2 separate regions of the Homo sapiens genome follow, and region 2 is linked to region 1. Evidence: chromatin loops called from intact Hi-C (ENCODE). Cell type or tissue: Caco-2. All regions are shown on one strand.

The links. A loop is a pair of places that touch in the nucleus more often than their neighbours do. Peaks named below come from ENCODE experiments on the same cell type or tissue, not always from the same donor. Only the 100,000 strongest peaks of a DNase experiment are listed, where the experiment ranks them.
Region 2: it touches region 1 in a loop (2.0-fold over the local background); 2 of 110 quality-filtered maps call a loop at or near these places.

What each region holds. Positions count from the first base shown.
Region 1 is chr13:79,857,077-79,865,076 of GRCh38, reverse strand. No RefSeq gene overlaps it. Among named protein-coding and RNA genes, the nearest start is that of LINC00382, 12 kb to the left of the region's middle. In Caco-2, no CTCF peak of the experiment used is centred here; DNase peaks (open chromatin) are centred at 3,156 and 4,096.
Region 2 is chr13:79,806,583-79,814,582 of GRCh38, reverse strand. No RefSeq gene overlaps it. Among named protein-coding and RNA genes, the nearest start is that of LINC01038, 6.2 kb to the right of the region's middle. RefSeq lists enhancers at 5,452-6,427, 6,428-7,404. In Caco-2, no CTCF peak of the experiment used is centred here; a DNase peak (open chromatin) is centred at 3,812.

The DNA of each region.
Region 1 (8,000 bases):
ATTATTAATTTTGATATTAACCTTGGTGTTATCTTTCCTCTGTTATATGATAGAATTCAATATTATGATATGTAATTGTTTCAGCATGCGTACCATAAAATTCTTAAACATCTTCCATAAGACTAAAAAGTAGATAATATTCTATTTGTTAGGCATTCCCTACCTGGAGGCACAAAAATAAATTCACACTGGCTGTAAGTTTGTGCTGAGAATGTTTTCACCTCTTTTTGGATCAACACCTGCTAGTCTGGTCTTGTGTCTCTTTCTCTCAGATAGTATTTCACTGCTTAGAGGCCTTTGAAAGGCAACAGATAACAAACACTCTTTGGTCCCTTGCGTTTCAATAGAATAACCTGAAACTTGTTATCATGAAGGCCCGGACTGACCATGATATTCAGGGGAGAGGCGGAGGTTCCCAGGTCCTAGTTCCTTGAATAATTTGATTTCTTTTAACAAAGAATGGGTTAAATTAAACCCAAATTCATGCCAAAAATGATTTTTTACAGCAGCACCAATGGTCTGCCCAGGTCCTCCCATTTTCCTCATTTTGAAACCTACCATTCTGTTTACATCACATCTTATGCCCACACATGCGTGACACATACAGAAGAGGCCTGGCTAGACATCACGGCATCAAGGGCCCTGTTTCAGTCGGAGACAACGGTGAAGTTCTATAAACCCACATTTGCAGATCTCTTGATGAAGAGGCTTTTAAACAGTACCTAAACAGGTTGACTAGTCCAATCAACAACTAAATCAGGCATTAAGGAGCACCCATCTATGGTCAGAAAGAACAAGAAATGAGTTCTCTGTGTACACTCAGGTTGTGTTACTAGACATTCACAAAGCCTTTTTAGGGAAGAAAACCGCTAGTCCAGCTAAAAGAGCTTTGATTTTCAAATGTTAACAAACAAGTGTGTATGCGTGTGCGTGTATGTGTGTGTGTGAGTGTGTGAATTAAAGGATCCCTAAGAACATATTTATTTAACATGTCATGGTTCACAAGAACGAGTGCTTGTAAAACTATCTACCTTTAGGAACTGTGATTTGCAATGCACACAACAGTCATCTGTAATATATAGCCCAGGAACTTACACATCCTAGGCACTCATTCTTTGTTGAAAGAATGAATGAATGAATGAACGAACATTGTTACCCATCCTATTCAAGCTAGGGACTCAGTAACACATTCTGATATTGGCTAGTCTGAATAAGGAGACAGAGGCTAACCTGTAATCCTCTCCTTGGTGAGTACACAAGTAATCTGTCATGGTCTATTACATTTCTGGGACTGTCAGCCAATGCCTCTCTGAGTGGACTGTGGCAAGTCAATTACCATCTTTTTAATTCTACTTCCATTTTGTAGCCACAAATGAAAATACAAACTGACCATCTTTCTCAGAACCAGTATGAAGTTAAAGAAGAAATTGCTAGACATAACAATATAAGCCAATAAGATGGGATCATATAGGTAAATCCATAGAGACAGAGAAGAGATAGGTGATTTCCAGGGGGATGGTGGAAAGTAGATTGGAGAGTGACTGTTTAATGGGTAATGGATTTCTTTTGGGGAGATGAAAATGTTTTGAAATTATAGACATGTGGTTGCCTAACATTGTGATGTACTTAATGCCACTGAATTGTACACTTTAAAATGGTTGATTTCACATCATATGAATTTCAACTCAATAAATCTCTGTATGACAATACTTACAATTCTAAAGCATATCTTTGCCAAGCCTGTGAAAATAGTGACATGGTAAATGTTGTCTATCTAAATGTTTGAAAAGGACAAGGATTACTCTATAGTAGTTTTTCAATAAACTTATGGTGGGTTTACAAAGAACTAGAATAGACATCAATGATGAATGTGGTAAAGTCCTGGAAAATTTACACTGATTTGAGTCTGGACCTGAAATCAGGGCAAAATTTGTGATTTGGTAATGCAGAATATTTTCTGTCAAGCAAGAAATTATTTACCTCCTTTATCATTTTAAAAGGAAAGTCATTATCCATGACATGAAAAACATTAATGAAGAACATTAATTTTGGATTATGGTCTATTTGCATATTTTCTTTGAAAGCAAGATTTTTTAAAGCAAACTGTCGTCACAAGTACATTTGAATTTCACAAATTACACTCTTTGATAAATCAGCTTTATTATACACAGCATCTGCCAGTACTATTGCCAGACTCCAAGGGGTAAAAGAAAATGACAAAATAGGTTTTCATTGCCATGATTTTATTGTTTACAAAGTTGGCCTTATCAGATAGGTGATATCAAATGATTATACTTTGAATTAAGCAACATAACTCTGCACTTATATAACTCTTGGCAAAATACTTTGGTAAATATTATCCTTATAGCCACCCTGGGAAGCAGACAAAGTAGATTACTTATTTCTGTAATGTAGGATTAGAAAGCTTTTGTGACACACTGTAAGCTGTACAGCCAGGACTTGAATCCAGGTCTCAGATAACTGGGCTGGTACTCCTTTCATGGCAACCAGGAGTTCGAAGATCTGAGTTTATAATATGGTTCTGCCACAAACTTTCTACGTGGCATAAAACAAGTTTCTCAACCTCTTGAATTTCGATTTCCTCCCCTTTTAAATACAATGGTTGGGGCACATCTCAAATGTGCTCTATTTGGAGTCTGCATTCTTTCTTAGCAAATGCAAAAGTTACACATTTATCAGCTAACTACTCTTCTCTATCATTTTGTAAGCCAGGTGAACCTTTTACCTTAATATAGCTCAATTCTTAGATGCAGTAACCCACACTTTTTGCATGCTCATCGTGTAAAAGTTATGTTCACAAAGACATCAATTAAAGTAGCCTGAAAAAGGATTTCCTCAAATTCTTCAGCTTATAGCATATGAGTTTCTAAAATCACACTAGTCCTATCCATAGACAGCATTCGTTCTTGTTTGCTGTATCCTCCACCATACGTAGAACTTTTGTCTTCGGAAAGTGCTTTTCCAGCTCTTGTCTCACTTGACATCACTAGAGTAAAATACAGACCTTAGCAGGTACCGGGCAGACTCAGTCTAAGCCACACTATCTCTCTAAACTAACACGCCCTACACCCAGTCTTATTGTTAGCCTACAAGGGTGCGACAGAGATAAGGCAGGGTGGGAACCTGACCCAGTGACAGCCAATCAGAAGGGCTTTTGTCTGTGGATCGGACCAGGAGTGATTGATCAGCCACCAATCCCAGAGGCCTTCAATGGGAGAACAAAAAGTCCACTATTTGCCCCAAAGGCTGTACTTGGGTTTATTCCCTTGTGCAAGAGAAAAAAAAAAAAGTTTAACTCTCAAGAGCAACTTCGGAATTCCCACAAAACAAAGTTCAAGAGAGGAGAATCAAAAAAACCGAGCTAAGTGTATTGCTTCTACACTGTGACCGTGCAATCCAGGATAATTTAGTCCCAAAAGAAGACCCCAATAACCTCATTTATCTTAAATGTCAACAAAATCCTTGTAAAAAATACATTATTCAGAGAATGACCTCAGCATATTAATTGCAGATGGAGTCTCATTGTGTGTCACTTATTTTAGGGCCTCCTAAGTTCTTACTAGACATTTGTTTGTGCAGAAGTTTTTGTTTTTTTCATCTGCCCACCTCAAAATGTCTTTAAAAATATATAATTAAGCAAGTTTTTATTTTCCCTTACTTGTTTTTTTAAAATTGTATTGCCATGGAATATGGTGGTATTATAAATTGTAGAATCCAGAAAAACTCCCATAATCTGTACTAAGAAACATGACATATTCAGAAAACCAAAATTTCCTGCACAGTGAATTGGTAAGTAATCCAGTGAGTGGAAGATGGTGGAGATGACTTTTTCCATCCAGGGAAAGCCTCCAACCACCTCAGGTTATTAGTCAGGGTTCTCCAGAGGGACAGAACCAATAGGATATATGTATACATAACAGGGAGTTTAGTAGGGAGAATTGGCTTACATGATTACAAGGTGAAGTCCCATGACAGGCCATTTGCGGACTGGGGAAAGAGAGAAGCCAGTAGTGGCTCAGTCCAAGTCTGAAAGCCTCAAAACCAGGGAAGCTGACAGTGCAGCCTTCAATCTGCAGCTGAAGGCCCCGAGAGCCCATACAAGACTGCTAGTGCAAGAGTTCAAAGTCTGAAGAACCTGGAGTCTGATTTCCAAGGGCAGGAGGAGAAGAAGCAAAGTGTCCAGCAAAGGAAAAGAAAGAACAAGGAAACTCAGCGAGCAAACTTATCCCCCTTCTTCTACCTGTCTTGTTCTAGCCACTGAGGACTATACTCTGATTTTTTTTTATCTTGCCCAAATTGCTATCTAAAGGGGTCTGGGGAGTTATGCCCTACAAACCATAAATTCTCATCAGATAGGTTTTATTTAACCCTATATATCGTGACTTACTTTCCAATCTGACTCTGGCATAACATTATGTGACAAAGAAGAACGTCAAAATGTTTTACCCCAAAACATGCCTCTTTGCCATATTTTGAAATGGCCCTCCAATCTGTTGGGGAAAACTCGCATCTGTAAAGACTCTCTGTTAACACAGCCAGATCTTTTTCTTCCAGGCCCTCCCAATCCTGAAGAGATTAAGAGTCTAGCACCTTTTAAAGGTCTGAACAGGAAATACTTGTCATTTATTGTCTCTAATGGCAGCCACTATAAGACTTCAAAAGAACCTTGGTCTCCACAATCTTTTATCTTAACCTGCATTTCCTTTCTATCATCCCAGGTAGGCAAACTCAACCGTCAACCAGGAAATATTTAAATTTACCTATAGCCTGTAAGCACCCACCTCACATCCCCTGCCGCTTTGAGTTGTCCCACCTTTCTGCACCAAACCAATGTATTTCTTAAATGTATTTGATTGATGTCTCATCCCTCCTTAAAATGTATAAAATCAAGCTGTGCCCCGACCACCTTGGACACATGTTCTTAGGGCCACCTGTGGGCTATGTCATGGGCCGTGGTCACTCATATTTGGCTCGGAATAAATCTCTTCAAATATTTTACAGTTTGACTATTTTTGTCGACAGTGCACTGGCAACCAGTTGGATGGTGCCCACCCACACTGGGAGCAAGCCTTCCTCTCCCAGTACACCAACTCAAATGTCAATCTCCTCTAGCAACACCTTTATAGACATACCCAGAAACAATGTTTCATCAGCCATCTAGGTATTCCTCAGTGCAGTGAAGTTGACATCTAATATTAACAATTACTAGTCCACCCACCCCTTGTCAACTTGGCACCCATAGACATCTCCTTAAATCATTCTTAATCTCCAAATAAAGCCAATAACAAGGTTATAATTCCACCTAACATAATACAACTATCCTTCATACAACCAAAAACTTGCTAGTCCTTAAATACTATTACCTAAAATTAACAACATTTAAATGCTGATATGTAGTCAATAAACTTTATGTTACAAGATAAAGAAATGAGAAAGGAAATAAAGCAAAGTTATTTGCTTAATACAGGTGTATATGTGCACAAATGTATTCTTTTTTTTTTTTTTTTTTTTTTTTTTTTTTGAGATGGAGTCTTGCTCTGTCGCCCAGGGTGGAGTGCAGTGGTGTGATCTCAGCTCACTGCAACCTCTGCCTCATGGGTTCAAGCGATTCTCTTGCCTCAGCCTCCAGAGTAGCTGGGACTACAGGCGCCTACCACCATGCCTGGTTAATTTTTTCTCTGTATTTTTAGTAGAGATGGGGTTTCACCATATTGGCTGGGCTGGTCTCAAACTCCTGACCTTGTGATCTGCCTGCCTCAGCCTCCTAAAGTGCTGGGATTACAGGCGTGAGCCTCCGTGCCCAGCCACATCAATGTATTCTTAGCAAAATAAGGAGGAAATACTCATGACGATTACAGTCCTCATGTCTGTAACTGCTCACATGGTCATAGCTGGTATTGATAATGACTTTCTTCTACTACCCATTCTGTATTCCCTTTGTCTTCAGCAAGCACCTCAGCTGGTTGTGGTTTTTTACCTGGTGGAGTGACCCAAACCATCATTCCTAAAGGATCTGGGCAATTTGTAGCTCTGCCTGGATTGGGTTGTTGTAGTTTCCCATTGACCTTAATTACAGGGTAATGCCAAGAGATGTCCTAAGGGATCTCCTGTATTCCAGACATACTCTTCCTTATCTCCACTGTGAAGTAATAGTTTGATTTCATCTTGATAGTCTGGGTCAATCACCCCAGCCAGCACTGTAACTCCCTTCTTATCCGTTGACTTAGAGGTATGAGGAACTCAAAGTGGTCAGTAAAAATATATATATATATATATTTTTGGTGGTGGTGGGGTGGGGGGTTGGTATTTATTAGTTTTCATTTTAATTTATTTAATTGCAAATTTATATAATTTAATTTTAATAATGGCTGTGTTTAACAACTGGCTCACAGATATTCTGTTAACAATCAGCTCTCACAATTCAGCCTTTTAGTGGCTTACCATTGCCATTTTGGATAAGGTTCAAAATTACTCTTTGACTTAGAAGGCCCTCCAGCATTTTTCATGTTCTAACACTATTCTCAAGTCCCCAAGATATTCTTTTTTTCACACGCGCCCGTGTGAAGAGACCACCAAACAGGCTTTGTGTGAGCAACATGGCTGTTTATTTCACCTGGCTGCAGGCGGGCTGAGTCCGAAAAGTGAGTCAGCGAAGGGAGATAGGGGTGGGGCTGTTTTATAGGATTTGGGTAGGTGGTGGAAAATTACAGTCAAAGGGGGTTGTTCTCTGGCTGGCAGGGGTGGGGGTCACAAAGTGCTCAGTGGGGGAGCTTTTGAGCCAGGATGAGCCAGGAGAAGGAATTTCACAAGGTAATGTCATCAGTTAAGGAAGGAACAGGCCATTTTAACTTCTTTTGTGATTCTTCAGTTACTTCAGGCCATCTAGATGAATACTTGCAGGCTTGGGCCCAGAGGGCTGACACTTTTATTTATTTTTTAATTATACTTTAAGTTCTAGGGTACATGTGCACAACATGCAGGTTTGATACATTGGTATACATGTGCCATGTTCGTTTACTGTACCCATCAACTCGTCATTTACATTAGATATTTCTCCTAATGCTATCCTTCCCCCGGCCCCCGACCCCCTGACAGGCCCCGGTGTGTCATGTTCCCCGCCTTGTGTCCAAGTGTTCTCATTGTTCAATTCCCACCTATGAGTGAGAACATATGGTGTTTGGTTTTCTATCTTTGTGATAGTTTGCTGAGAATGATGGTTTCCAGCTTCATCCATGTTCCTGCAAAGGACATGAACTCATCCTTTCTTATGGCTGCATAGTATTCCATGGTGCGTATGTAAATTAGTTCAACCATTGTGGAAGACAGTGTGGCAATTCCTCAAGGATCTAGAACTAGAAATACCATTTGACCCAGCAATCCCATTACTGGGTATATATCCAAAGGATTATAAATCATGCTACTATAAAGACACAAGCACATGTATGTTTATTGCAGCACTATTCACAATAGCAAAGACTTGGAACCAACCCAAATGTCCATCAATGATAGACTGCATTAAGAAAATGTGGCACATATACACCATGGTCAGTGACAATCTTCACTTCCAGTTCAACGGAGTCACTGTGTCTCCTGGTGGCAGCATTCCTCTCTCTGGAACTAAGACCTCCAGGGCAGCAGCATATAATGTTGCAGAAACAGGAAGCAAAAATTTTGCTCCTGGATGATGGTGAGTGGTACTACTTCCACTTCCACCCCTTGGTTCCTGGACCAGTGAATCCTGGCTATGGGAGAAACAGCTCCATTATTGAACACAGATTCAGAGCATATATAGCCTTTTGGAGAACTTTGCCCTGGCCCTGCAAAGTATTGTCACCTAGTTGGTATTGTAACTGTGACTTCAAAAGGCCTTTTCACCATTCTTTCAAGCCAGTTGCTTCAGGATGATGGAGAACATGGTAAGACCAGTGAATGCCATGAACATGAGCCCATTGCCACACTTTTTTTGGCTGTGAAGTGAG
Region 2 (8,000 bases), 50 kb after region 1:
TACAAATCAACAGTAATCAAGACAGTGTGGCACTGTCATAAGGACAAACATACAGAGAAATGGAATAGAATCAAGAATCTAGAATTAAATCCATCTGCCTATGGTGCACTGATTTTTGACAAGCGTTCCAAGCTTTTTAAAGAGAAAAGAACGATCTTTTCAACAAAGGATGCTGGAACAACAAGGTAGCCACATGCCAAAGAATGAAATCGAACCTCTAACTTACACTATATATAGAAATTAACTCAATGGGAGTCAAACACCTAAATATATGAGTGAAAACAATACAACTCTTAGAATAAAATATGGAGGTAAATTTTTGTGATCTTGCAGTTGGTAATACATTCTTAGTTATGACACCAAAAGCATGAGCAGAAAAAGAAAAAATAGTCCAAAACAATAGACTTCATCAAAATTAAAGCTTTTCTGCTTCAAAGAATATGGTCAAGAAAGTAAAAAGACAATCCACAGAATGAGAGAAAAAAATTGAAATCATATATCTGATAGGAGACTTACATCTAAAATATATAAAGAACTCATATAATTCTATAATAAAAATAATAAAAGCCTAATTTTAAAAATTGGGTAAAAGATTTGAATAAACATTTCTCCAAAGAAGTCATAAATGTATAAAAGTATGCTTGATGTCATTAGTCATCAGAGAAATCAAAACCAAAACGACAACACGATGCCATTTCACACCCACCAGGATATCTATACTCAAAAAGTTAGATAAGAGCAAGTGTTGACAAGGATGTGGAAAAATCAGAATCCTTACAGACTGCTGGTGAGAATGGAAAATGGTGCAGCTACTGTGTAAAACAGTCTGGCAGCTCCTCAGAAGGTTAAGCATAGAGTTACCATGTGACTCAAAATTTTACTCCTAGATATCTACCAGGGAAGATGAAAACATACATCCACACAAAAACCCATACATGAATATTTATACCAGCATTATTCATAATAGCCAAAAGGTAGAAACAACCCAAATGTCTATCAACTGATCAATGACCAAACAAAACATTATACATCCATCCATACGATGAAACATTATTTGGCCATAAAAAGGAAGTACTGCAGCCAGGCGCAGTGGCTCATGCCTGTAATCCCAGCACTTTGGGAGGCCGAGGTGGGTGGATCACGAGGTCAGCAGTTAGAGACCAGCCTGGCCAGCATGGTGAAACCCCGTCTTTGCTAAAAATACAAAAAATTAGCCTGGCATGGTGGAGCAGGCCTGTAATGCTAGCTACTCGGGAGGCTGAGGCAGGAGAATTGCTTGAACCCGGGAGGCGGAGGTTGCAGTGAGCTGAGATCATGCCACTGCACTCTAGCCTGGGCGACAAAGTGAGACTCTGTCTCAAAAAAAAAAAAAAAAAGAAAAAAAAAGAGGAAGTACTACCACACGCTTTGACACGAATGAACCTTGAAAACATTATGTTAAGGGAAAGAAGGAAATTACATAAGACAAAGACTATGTATTATATAATTCCATTTACATGAAATATCCTGAACAGGCAAATCCATAAAGACAGAAGGCACTTCAGTGTTTGTCTGGAGATAGGAGGGATGGGGGGTAGTAGCTAAAAAATATGGGGCTTCTTTATGAGGTGATAAAAATGTTCTAATTTTGGCTGTGGTGATGGTGACATGTATCTGTGAATATACTAAAAACCTTTGAATTGTGCACTTTAAATGGGTGATTATATGATATGTGAACTATATGTTAATAAAGATGTTATTTTAAACTTTTCTTTACAAAAGTAGGATGTGCACCCCAATGGCACTGTAAACAATTTTCTCCCATAGCTATTCCATTTTCACACTACTTTCTTTCTAATTCCTATTTCTACTTCTCACTTCCATTTATCTTACACTTAGGTTTCATTTCCCCAGACCTACATTTCTGGTTCAATACCCTGCTTTTGAAACCTTCCTGTGAACCCTTTTAATGAGCTACAAGAGTTTTTCAACCTAAACTGTATGATGTTTACTGGCATTTAAGGTTTTACTTTCCTTACTTCTTCAGGTTAGGTACACCCTCTGTCAATCCTCAATACTAAGAAACCTCATCCAGAGAACAACTAGGGGAAGACCCCAGAGATTAATATGAGCTAAACACACAGTCTTTCCTGCTTATTCACATTAAACTACCATCCTTAAAATACACATTTGCATCTCACATATTTTAGCCACCAGAAATTTCCAGGAAATTTCTCTGTTTCTTACACTAACGGGTGTGGATCTAGTATCTTCCATCTTCAGATCTGTCTCAACTCAACAGTCTCTGAATATACAGAAAAGGCTCCTACTTTAGAATGGTAGTGAGGGAAACTGAAAGTGGCATTTCAGTTGAGTGAGAAGAAGCCAGCCATGCAAAGACCTGGGAGAAGAGCATCCCAGAGAGAGGGAACATCATGAATGACTGGCTGAATGCATGAACTAGAGATCCAAGGGGCATAGGAATCCAGAGAAAAAGGCAATCCCTCGAGACTAGGAATTGGAAACTTTGAAAGGCTTTTGCAAGTAGGTAAAACTGGAGCAGCATATTGGAAGAAAGGACCAGACTCAAACTCATTAAAGGAAAGGAAGGCATTCCAGGCAAGGAAGTGGAAACAAATGAATCTGGACTATACTACGTGAAACAGGTCAGGCAAAGCGAAGGTTGTTAGAGGATTGTTTCCTAAATATGACCAGCTCTGACCTTGGTTTCAGCTCTTTGAAATTCCAACACGACATCCTAAAATGGCAAAGAGTCCCATTTGTGCCCAGATTGGGTCACCGTTTCTGTGTGGCCTACACTTGTGCCTTATTACCTGCAAGAAACACTTGTTATTTTAGTTTTGCGGAGACAAAGAATACCACTTTCCATTGGGCTCTCTGGGTTGTAAAGAAACCAGTTCTCCCCACGTTGGCATTAGTATAGTGAAGTGCAGGATCTCTGAAAGAAGAAAGGGGCAAAACAAACTTAAGGTATCTCTTAAGTCTTCCTGAGGATAAAAGAAAGAACCAAGCTCATTATTTCCAGGGTAAAGTTAAAGTCCTAATCATCAATAGGAAAACTTTCCTCCTTTCAGAATTGTGTCCTTTGCTTCCTTTTTAGTCTCAGAAAAACTTTATTTTTCTAGAAACAGAGGGCAGAACAGCAACTTCCACTGTCTCCAGCCCTACAACTGATACTTTGCACTGAAAAAGTTACTTGCTTTAGTCAGACAAAGAACTATCTTTCTTCTGCTATTAACCATGGTTATTTAAGACTATATGTAAACGCAATACTGTTTTTAACACGATATTTGGAAAAGAAGATATGAAGAAGAATTAATCATGCAGAGAGGCAGAAAGTGATTTTTACTTAAAATTCACAATATCCATGTCATTTTCCCTGGGGGAGTTTATTTCAAATGCTACTTAGTAATTTTTCAAGACAGAAAATGATAAAGCCTGTCTGAGGGAGAAAAGGAGAACAAACTCCATTAATATCAACCCTCAGCCCCCACATATACCCCCACCTCAGGCCCCCATACTTCTGGCTGCCTTTCCCTTACAAGTGTATCTTTGCCTGGAAGCTAAGAGGTGGCAAGAGCATTTGTGGCTGAAAGATACTCTTATAGTTCACAGTAAGCATTCTTTGCATTCTTTAGATTTTTAAATACAGCAGCCTCAAGGGGAAGACCAAAGAAAGAGCTGCCCGTTTATTATATGAGGTGAGTAATAGTGGACAACAATAAAAAGAAAGAGGATTTCCGTGTCTTTTTTTTTTTTTTTTTAACCTCCCTTCTCTGTGGGGAGGTCAATTCCGGTTTGATAACCTGTGCATAGACCACGTGCAGTGGGTGGGAGTCATCTCAGAGACAGAAGAAAGGTGGATCAAAAGCATCTGCCATTTAAAATGCTCCCAAACCAATAGGCAAGCTTTGGAGAAATGGCTGCATATTTTTAAGACTCTACCAGTTACTAGAGCCTTTAAAGAACTCAGGGAGACTATGAGACCCTCTGAAGTCAGACCCTATCAAGTCACGGTCAAGACGCCTTCAGGCATCTTTAAAACATCGCACAATTACCCACAGAGAAAAACCTAAACAGATCACTAAGAGCAAAATAACAGATCAAGAGAGTAGGCTTGAAGTCCGCTCTGTCTAGCCTTTAAGAAGTGAAAAACGATAGAAATATTTTGGCCCCAGAAAGTCCCAAACCTAAGCCTTGCAAATAAAATCTTAGTAGCAGATTTTGTGATGACAGAACTGTTGTAGGTGAGACAAGAGTGCCCTGAATCCCATGAGGGTGGGGGGTGGGGTGTGTGTGCACAAAAAATGGCCTTGAGGGTAGACTGAGAGGGCTCCGTCCACGCTGGGTAATGCACACTCAGCACATTCCTCACTTGCTTTTATTCCAAGCGTAGCTGTGAGAGACACTGTCATGGCCCACTTGTTCGTAAGCTCCCAAATATCGTAGCCTGGCACTGCCAACTAATTCCCCCCAAATTGGTTCATCCCCCATCACACCCAAATCCCAGTCACACTGAGCCATCAGCCCAGGTGAGTGGGCTGCCACCTGGGAGCCAAAGGCACATTGTGTGATGCCTTTTCAGACTCTATGCACACTGCTGGCCCAGGCCTTTGAGGATAGACTGAGGAGCAGGCAGAAAAGCAGATCTGTTTTTCAGATCAGGAGAGGGGCATTGGTAGGCACTGAAGGATGAGATGAAGGAAGGAAAAGAGAATGCATTTGTTTACTTAAGCCAAGATTGACAGACCACTGGTAAGACATGGCGGTCAAGAGCTCAGACTGAAGACAGACTCCTCTGGATTTGAATCTTTGCTGTGCAGTCTCTAAGATCTGTGACCTGAAACCCATGTCCAGCTTTCTGCACCACAGCCCCTCATCTGCAAAATGGTGGTAATGATAGAACTACCTCAAAGCTGTTTTTTCTTAATTTTTTATTTTTATAGATTTAGGAGGTACAAGTGCAGATTTTTTTCTTTCTTTTCTTTTTTTTTTTTTAAATGGAGTCTTGCCCTGTTACCTAGGCTGGAGTGCAGTGGTGTGATCTCGGCCCACTGAAACCTCCACCTCCTGGGTTCAAGTGATTCTCCTGCCTCACCTTCCTGAGTATCTGGGACTACAGGCACGCACCACCACATCAAGCTAATTTTTGTATTTTTAGTAGAGACATTTTAGGGTTTTGCCATGTTGTCCAGACTGGTCTCGAACTCCCGACCTCAGGTGATCCACCTGCCTCGGCCCCCCAAAGTGCTGGGATTATAGGTGTGAGCCTCCGCACCCGGCCAAGTGCAGATTTCTTAGATGCATACATTCCACAGTGGTGAAGTCTAGTTGTTCAGTGAACCCATCTCCTAAATAATGAACGTTGTACTCAATAAGTAATTTTTCGAGCCCTAGCCCCTCTCACCTCTCACCTTTTGGAGTGCCATGTGTCTATTATTCTGCTCTGTATACCCATGTGTACCCATTGTTTAGCTCCCACTTGTGAGAAGCAGTATTTGACTTTCTGTGTCTGAGTTATTTCACTTAGGATAATGGCCTCCAGTTCAATCCATGTTGCTGCAAAAGACATGATTTCGTTCTTTTCATGGCTGAGTAGTATTCCATGGTACATATATACCACATTTTCTTTATCCAGTTCTCCATTGATGGACACTTAGGTTCATTCCATACCTTTGCTATGGTTATGGGATCTTTGGGGTGTTGCTTTTCTGGCTGGAAATCTCTGTGGCCAGTGGTGCCTTTGCTTGACTTTTGCTCGGGCCTGCTTAGCTTGTTCTGCCCACTTGGCCTGGCAGGCTGTACTCAACTCACACTACTAGCCTGGGTCCCACGCCTGCCAAGGGCAAGCCAGGCATGGAGCAGTGAGGGGTGTGTGAGGGAGAGAGCATGGGGTCTGGCCACTGTGCACAGTCTGCTGGCTGGTACAGTGGGGCAGGCAGCTCCAGGTGCCAGCACAGGTGCCAGCTCTCTGCGAGGCTGCAGCTGGACCAGGCACACTGCAAGCAGCTTCCCCAGCTGGCACTGGGGAATGCAGTGGCATCTGGAAGCTTAGAGATGCCAGGAAATGCAGGGCCCCAAAGAAGGAGTCACAGCCCCAGCTCAGGAAGTTCCCAGGTCTGGGCTCCCTGAAGGGCTGCAGCTCTTCTCCCCATCTCTTCTCCTGCAATGTGGTGAGCAAGTGGCATGTTTGAGCCCAGTTTGTGTTACAGCTCTTCTAGCCTTGCCATTCAGCAGGCCCCAAGTTCTTGTCCTGCAACCAATAAGAATGAAGCATGCAGATAAGTGGAAGGTGAGCAAGAAGAAGAGGAGCCTTACTGAGCAGTAAACAGCTCAGTAGAGATAGGGAGGTCCTGGGGTGGCTGGCTCCTCTCTGCTGACAAGTCATCCCATGATCTATGCAGCTCTTAGCAGAAAGGAGGCCCTGGAGTGGGTTACTCCTCTCTGCAGGCAGGTCATCCCTGAGGTAGGAAGCTCCTCTCTGCTTCTGGTTGTCCCAACTTTCTCCAGCTATCAGCAGAAAGCATAGCTCCTCTCTGCAGTTGGTAGACCTGTTGTCAGCCTTGCTCTGGCTGAGCCTGGGGCTCTTATGGGCCCCAGTGCGGGGAAGTGCATCCTGATTGGTCCATGGGCAGCCATGGGCGGTCCCAGGAAAAAGCACTATGAGTTCCTCCTCTGGTAGGCAGGACTGGCAGCCTGGTCCCCAGGCTTCAGGCCTTCCCTGAGCCTGAAGGAGGGGCTTCACTGGGGACCTGCCTTCTTCCACCCAGGAGCCTGTCCACCTCCTACAGCCATCCATGGTGCCCAGGCTGCTTGCACCAAGGGGAACTTGTAGGCCAGTGCCGAGCTGCCCTCAGCACCTGCTCAGCTTCCCCTCCTGTGCTCCTTGACACCCAAAGCCCAGAGGGGGCTGAGGTAGCAGGGGGCTGGCATGTCAGCACTGCCCCAAGTGTGCGCACACCCAACCAGGCTGTGAAAGTGCCCGAATTCGGCCCCAACCCTGCTCTGAGATTGGAGCAGGCACCACAAGCAAGGAAAGGCCAGGCAGCAGGAGCAGACACCCCCAGCCTGTGGAGATGGGGGTAGGGCAGGTGGGCCTTCTTGACCCCTGAGGGTACTGACTGCAGAGACCCAGGAGGGCGAGGCTCTTGCCTGCTCCATGGAGCAGAAGGCCCAACCCACCTCCCTACTGCAGCCAGGGTCTTGGCAGCGGCCACTCTAGATAGGCACTGCTGCCATCAATGTTGTGAACAATGCTGCAATAAACATGCAGGTACAGCTAGGTGTCTTTTTGATGTAATGCCTTCTTTCCATTTGTGTATATACACAGTAGTGGGATTGCTAAATGGTAGTTGTATTTTTAGTTTTTTGAAAGTCATTTTGATAATTAAATGAGACATTGTATCTGAACAGCACAGCACAGAGCACAGCACTTAGAAGATGTTCAGTCATCGTTATGAGTACAATAATCTCATTATGTGGAGAGGATTATTTCTTAAAAATTTCCCAGTCCTTCCTGCTCTAAATCCTCCCTCCTGGTGGCCATTCTGGTTTTGCATAGTTTAAATGTATAAGCCTAGAGACCCCTCCAGGAGGCCGAAGGCCAGAGATTCTTCTTCCTTGGCAGAGGTCTCCTTTCTGTGCCCTCCTCCTCCAAACATCCTCTCAAGGTTTTTGGCTGGAAATTCCCAGTTCAAAATTGAAGAGTAAAAGAAGATATTGTGCCCATTTCAGACTCATGAAGATGAATTGCTAATCCCCTTTTGGAGGAAATAAGGCAAAGTATGCTTAGTGATTCATTAGAGAACAAAGAGTGTGCTAGTCTAGTGAGAAGTAGATGTTCTTCTGGAGGACTGGCAAAAGAGAATGGGGGAGTGGGCCGGGCGAGGTGGCTCACACCTATAATGCCAGCAGTTTTGGGAGGTCAAGGCAGGTGGATCACAAGGTCAAGAGATCGAGACCATCCTGGTCAACAAGGTGAAATACCGTCTGTACTAAAC